2 separate regions of the Homo sapiens genome follow, and region 2 is linked to region 1. A link is an interaction called in ENCODE POLR2A ChIA-PET data of the cell type or tissue named here. Cell type or tissue: PC-3. All regions are shown on one strand. Links, peaks and the distances in the headings refer to the core of each region. The heading gives the core; the rest is flanking DNA.

The links. ChIA-PET counts read pairs that join two places held together with the same protein. Peaks named below come from ENCODE experiments on the same cell type or tissue, not always from the same donor. Only the 100,000 strongest peaks of a DNase experiment are listed, where the experiment ranks them.
Region 2: POLR2A ChIA-PET joins it to region 1 with 10 read pairs; 1 of 35 experiments calls an interaction of 5 or more read pairs at or near these places.

The regions. Positions count from the first base shown.
Region 1 is chrX:117,989,668-117,992,584 of GRCh38, forward strand. The region is part of intron 2 of KLHL13 (kelch like family member 13); the gene reads right to left. Among named protein-coding and RNA genes, the nearest start is that of KLHL13, 130 kb to the right of the region's middle. In PC-3, for the core only: no CTCF peak of the experiment used is centred there; no DNase peak of the experiment used is centred there; H3K27ac peaks cover 856 bases.
Region 2 is chrX:119,013,953-119,016,869 of GRCh38, forward strand. It overlaps LONRF3 (LON peptidase N-terminal domain and ring finger 3), which reads left to right. Exons shown (of 11, transcript NM_001031855.3): 10 at 255-404. Among named protein-coding and RNA genes, the nearest start is that of LONRF3, 41 kb to the left of the region's middle. RefSeq lists a silencer at 1,549-1,608. In PC-3, for the core only: no CTCF peak of the experiment used is centred there; a DNase peak (open chromatin) is centred at 1,639; H3K27ac peaks cover 2,416 bases.

The DNA.
Region 1 (2,917 bases), core at 101-2,600:
CATTTCAAATATGTCATACTCCTTCATGCCTCAGTGACTTCACATCTGATTCCACTTGGAATTCCCTGCCCTTCTACTCTACCAAGCAAACTTCTAGTCATGCTTAAGTGTTCAAGCAAACCTCCCTCAGTGAAACTTTCCCTCACATCCCTTAGAAGATACAGGTAATGGGTTTGCTATCCTCCTGTGATACTTTGAATATTATAGCTCCTCTCTCTTTGGGTTAAAACTGCTTCTATGTCTCCCTAGACTATAAATTCCTGAGAACTGAGGTTGGGCCTTCCTTATGTTTGTATTATACCTAACTCAGTGCCTGTCACATAGTAACCCAATTATAGGAGGCGATTTTGGTGAAATCAAGCCAGCAGAGGTAGGTTCTTCCCTCCTCCATGCCTAACTACACTTTTCTGATGATAATTAAATAAGAAATCATTAAAGGGCCTTTTCCTCCCAAAACTAAGATTTGAATCATAAGAAAAAATAAAATGTTACAATTGCACATAGCATACCTAAATGGCTCCTTTTGATGTTTGCATGACAGACCCTATGTGTGCCTGGCAGGGGGCCCAGCATAGTAGGTATATAATAACTTTATGATAGAAGAATGAGGATGGGGGTGTGAATGGATCAATAGGTGACTGCTGAACTGAACTGAGTAAGGAAAACACTTAACTACCATAAGGAAGGGAAATGTCAGTAATCAACTTTCTAAGTCAAGATAGGATTGGTAAAGCAAATGAATGCATTTTATTAGTTTGTTACCACCTAGGCCAGGGAATATTGAAAAATGAAACAATATCTCCTAAAAGCAGTCATTTTGTGGACTGGTAAATGAAAAGGACAAAAAGTATATTCTTTGGACTGTTAAATCCTATTAAATTACTGTTGCTACAAGTCATGACGAAAGAGTAAACCACAAAATCCAATTTTAACAATCACTGCTCCACTACATGGAGCAAAAAAATGAAATAGCAAATTCAACCAAGCAAGTCACTGCACATCACCAATACCTGGTAATGTAAATGGTATGCTGAGCAGTCAAGAGCAAAATATACAAATGACACACAAGAGGGCCCAATGCGAACAAGCCCTTTTAACGTTCAAAACAGAGAAAAATAAACATATTTGATTAAAGATCTATGAATCCTGTTCCAATGAGAGAATTATAATTTAGGCTTAAGGAAATGTCTCAAATCCCTTTCTCACCCCATTTTCTGGCTTCTCCTTTGTGCAGACTGGTGGAGGAGAAATATCAAGAATATTTACATAATGAACAATATAAAGAATAAAAGACAATGGGGTTCCCCAAAGGGAAGAGCTTATCTACAACATGGTTTAACATGCATAGGTTAGGGAGTGGGTGTGGAGGTTCCTGCAGCTCTGAGGGCTAACTGATGCAGATCATTAACCACTATCTCCAGTGTGTTTTTGGGGTATGTTTGGAAAGGCTGGAAATTTTCATTAAAAAGTAAAAAAAAAAAAGTCTTATAAATGAGAGTTGTGTTTTGCTAACATTAGACTTGAATTTTGGGACACAGAAACAGAATGTATAAGCCCTTATGTGCTAGTTGGTAATACAAAAGTCATAAAAGCTTCTAGGAGCATATTAATCCTGAAGGAAGATTGGCTCAGGAGCCACAGAGAACAGACAGCCAAGGAGAGAGATACTAACAATTAAAGGTGAATGCCCAGAACCATGAAAAATGGTAACCAGAAATATGATTCTGTATAAACCAATCCCAAGCCAAGAGTAAACATAATACTCCATCATTTCTAATTCAAAATTTAGAATTCATTTTGCCACCTTTATTGGTTTCATCATCTTAAGCTTTTATTCAAAAACTTTCCATGACTCCTTATTTCTATGGATGTATTTGTAGACTCCACTTTCAAGGTCCCCTCAACCCCCAGCCCCACCTTATCTATTCAACCCTATTTCCCATTACAGGTAATCCCAGATTTGCACACAACTAAAAAACACAGTACCACCATACCCAGAACTGCTACAGAAGTTATTCTTAAAAAGTAATAATAATAAACAACTTGCAGCCTATAGTAAACCTGTGAAGAGGAATACACAAGAACAATTTGGGGGAGGGAGGTGGAGAAGAAAGGAAAATTAGGCAAAGCTCTTGGCCAAAGCTTTCCTTATCTCAAAATATCTTCTCCTACAGTGAAACTCTCTCTCTCTCTCTCTCTCTCTCTCTCTCTCTCTCTCTCTCTCTCTGTAACCCTCACCCCCCTCCCACATTGTTTGCTCTGTACCAGTGCCAGAAATTCCAGCAATTACAGGTTCATTTGAGCTAACAAGAAGGCTGTTAAAATTAAAGTAAGTACAGCTGCCAGGATGAGGTGGCTATCAGTTATTCACACATTGGCATGAATGAGTTGAGTCAAGTTTCTTCAAATAGCAAAGAGCTGTTGCCCTGAGGGAATGAGGCAGGCTGGAGGTGAGAGAGAGCCTTTTAGAGCCCTAGCAACTTTGGATGGGGTTCTGTTTCAAGGAAGTTAGCAGCATGGGGTGCCTTGAGGGATAGAGAAACTTTCTCTTAGAGAAACTGAGATGTAAAAAAAAAAAAAAAGGTGCAGAAAGGGTCATAGGAGAACAACAAATCTCAATTTCTCTATCACTCTGTCTTCTAGCCCAGAATCCATCGCACCTTTCCTGACTCTCTGCTCCCAGGCTCTGGAGCACTGTCCCTGGGATAGTTCACTACTAAGTAGGTTAAATACAATATTTTGAGCTGGCTAGAAACCATGTATATTATGTGTCATGTCCAAACAAATGGTTTGTAAATAAATCTTTAGAACACACCCTGTTTATAGGTTATGATCTACTTGTAGTTTTCAACATATACCTTCCCCCCATCAACACACATACACACACCCTAATTAGACTGGTCTCTTCTCTGTTTTG
Region 2 (2,917 bases), core at 286-2,785, 1.0 Mb after region 1:
GTTTTCTGCATGTTTTGCTGTTTCAGCTAATCTACCCAGCTGAACCTTTCTCCTTCCTCCATGGTCAGCAGTATCTACACACTGTCCAGCACTTGACTAAGGGGCATTTCACATCAAGCAAAGGAGAAAGCTGAATGGGTGAGCCTTCCCATAGGAAGGCAGGATGGATGCTCAAAGCGAATCAGGTGTCAAAAGTGACTCTGGGAATGATGGAGAGGGTACAGAATGTTTCACTTCCACTTTGATACTTTCAGGTTCAGGGAGAGGATTGTGCTGAGCTCATGGGATTACATAACTGTGTCTATCAGCAAGCATCATTGTGGTTTCATTCGCTCAAATTATCCCTAAAGAATCGGATACTCAATCACTTTGGTCCCATGCCGGAGAAAGACGCCGATCCTCAGGTATAGAAAAATGTCTATTTTTAAACGGGTTGTCCCACTAGAAGAGAGTGCCTAGTGTTTGTGATTAGATGGGTATGTGGCTGCCATTCAGCACATCGAATGCAGAGAGGAAGATGGATTTAATTTGGTGTTGTTTGGCTGCACAGTGAGCGTCATGAGTAAGACCAAAAAGATCCCAAGTTAGAATCGGGGTAACTAAAGTAAAGCAGTAGGAACTTGGATCCAAGGCAGGTTTTGAGAACTAAGTAAGATAAGAGAATGGGAACATAGATATCACCAACAGAAGAACCTTCCATGGGAGTCCAGATTCACACCATGGTAGTGTTAGGGTGACAAGTTACATGCAAAGGCCAGGACTTAAGAGAAGGGTATCCTGGGAGCTGAGACCAAAAGCTGCTGCTTTCAGGTAACTTCATAACCCTCTCCCTCATTGCTTTGGGAACTAGGGGATAGGGCCAGCTACCCTTATAAGATTACAACTGCAAGACCACAAAAACTTTTCGTGCCTCGGTCTATCTATGCTTCGCCCTGCAAGTCTAGACCCTTGCTATTGTCCTCACCAGGGCTGAACAGCTCTGTTCATCATTAAATACTGTTAGTTGAGTTATACTAGACAGTAGTTTGTTAGGTTCTACTGATCAGTGTTCTTCCTGGGGGATAGGCCTATTTGAAAGATCAAGCTGCAGATCAGAAGCTCCCTAGGAGAGTGGAGATGGTTAAGTTTCACTAAGCTTTGCTTGCCTGGAATAAATCAGGGAATACTGTCTTTCTAGGATAAGGCTGGAGATATCCTAACCACATATTTCCTCACGACCATCTCTTCCTATGCTCCAAGCTGGCTCTCCTACATTGATTCTTTACTTATGCTCATCCCCAACTCTGTCACAAAAGAAAAAATCTCAATATGCATATTCTGACCAAAAGTCTGGTCCTGCTTACCTCACTAGCAGTATGACCTTGGGAAGATTCCTTTCCCTTTCTCAACTTTTGTCCCATCTCTGACATGAGGAGGGTTCTAAAGCCCCCTCTTCCTCTTGCATTCTGAGGTTCTAAGACACCAGTCTGTTCCCTAAATGAAATGTCTTGCTTTCCTCAGACCACAAAGGTGGCTTCTTTCCCCCCCCATGCAAAGGCATCATGAGTTTTCAAGGGAGAAAGGCCAGTTAGTGCTTCCTGTGACCCAGCTCCTGGCTCTGGGCCACGATGAGTCAGGACTGCAGCATATACCTCTGAGCAAACTCACGATCAAGCTTAATGTTCCCCTTCACCTTCCGGGAAGCGTTCTCCCTTAGGCAAAAGATACAGATCAGCAATGGTAACGGGAAAACACAGATGCTACAGTGTGATTCATAAAGGCTAATGACAGAGAAAGTTGAAATCTTGGGTTTCACTTCCTTTTTTCTTAGTTCTGTTATTATGTTGCTTTGGCAGCAGCAGCACCAGCAAAAAAGAAAAACCCATACCCATCCCAGTTTGCTCCAGTCAATGCTGCATCCCCAGTGGTCCCACAAATAAGCATGTTCTGTCAGGAGGATGTTTCTTAGAAACTGCCACAAGTGTTAATACCAGCTTAAATATCTTTGTTGGTGATCCTTGGAAAGAAAGTTCAGAACATCAGTCTAATATTCAGAACTGATCATAGGAGGGAGAGCATATTGCCAGCTTCAGGGAGGGACAAAAAAGAATGCAAATGAAGTTAGAGGCACAAAGAAGCAAAGAAGGCAGTGAGATTTGGTGACGATCAGAGGAACCAATTTGGAGCCAAATAATTTCAGGTGTAGGCACTTTGACCAGAATGGTTCTCTATAGTCCTAAAACCAAACTTGTGAAAGTTGTGGGCAGAAAGCTCGTTTTAGGCTTAGAAGGAAATAAGTACCCAATGTCTAAAATATGTGCCAGGGAAGCTGCTTTGGGGAAGGATTTATGTGGAATGGGAAAGCTCTTTATTAAAAGGAAATCTAGGGGCAGAATATATTTCTTTCTTTCTTTCTTTCTTTTTTTTTTTTTTTTGAGACGGAGTCTTGCTCTGTCGCCCAGGCTGGAGTGCAGTGGCATATCTCAGCTCACTGCAAGCTCCGCCTCCCAGGTTCACGCCACTCTCCTGCCTCAGCCTCCGGAGTAGCTGGGACTACAGAAGCCCGCCACCGCGCCCGGCTAATTTTTTGTATTTTTAGTAGAGATGGGGTTTCGTCGTGTTAGCCAGGATGGTCTCGATCTCCTGACCTCGTGATCCACCCGCTGGCCTCCCAAAGTGCTGGGATTACAGGCGTGAGCCACTGTGCCCGGCCCTGGGGCAGAATATATTTCTAATGTGAATGTTTTCTAATTGGAATTTTTGCAAAGTGAGATTGTGATTCTTTGGGACTGTAAATCATAGCCTTTGGTTTCAGGGGAGAAGAGAGCTATGGCCCTGTATAGTGACATGGTATACATGGACTATTGCCTTCAGCCACATCAAGGAAATGAGGGGACTTAAAAGACATGCAAAGGTCAAGGGGTCATGGGAATCGAAG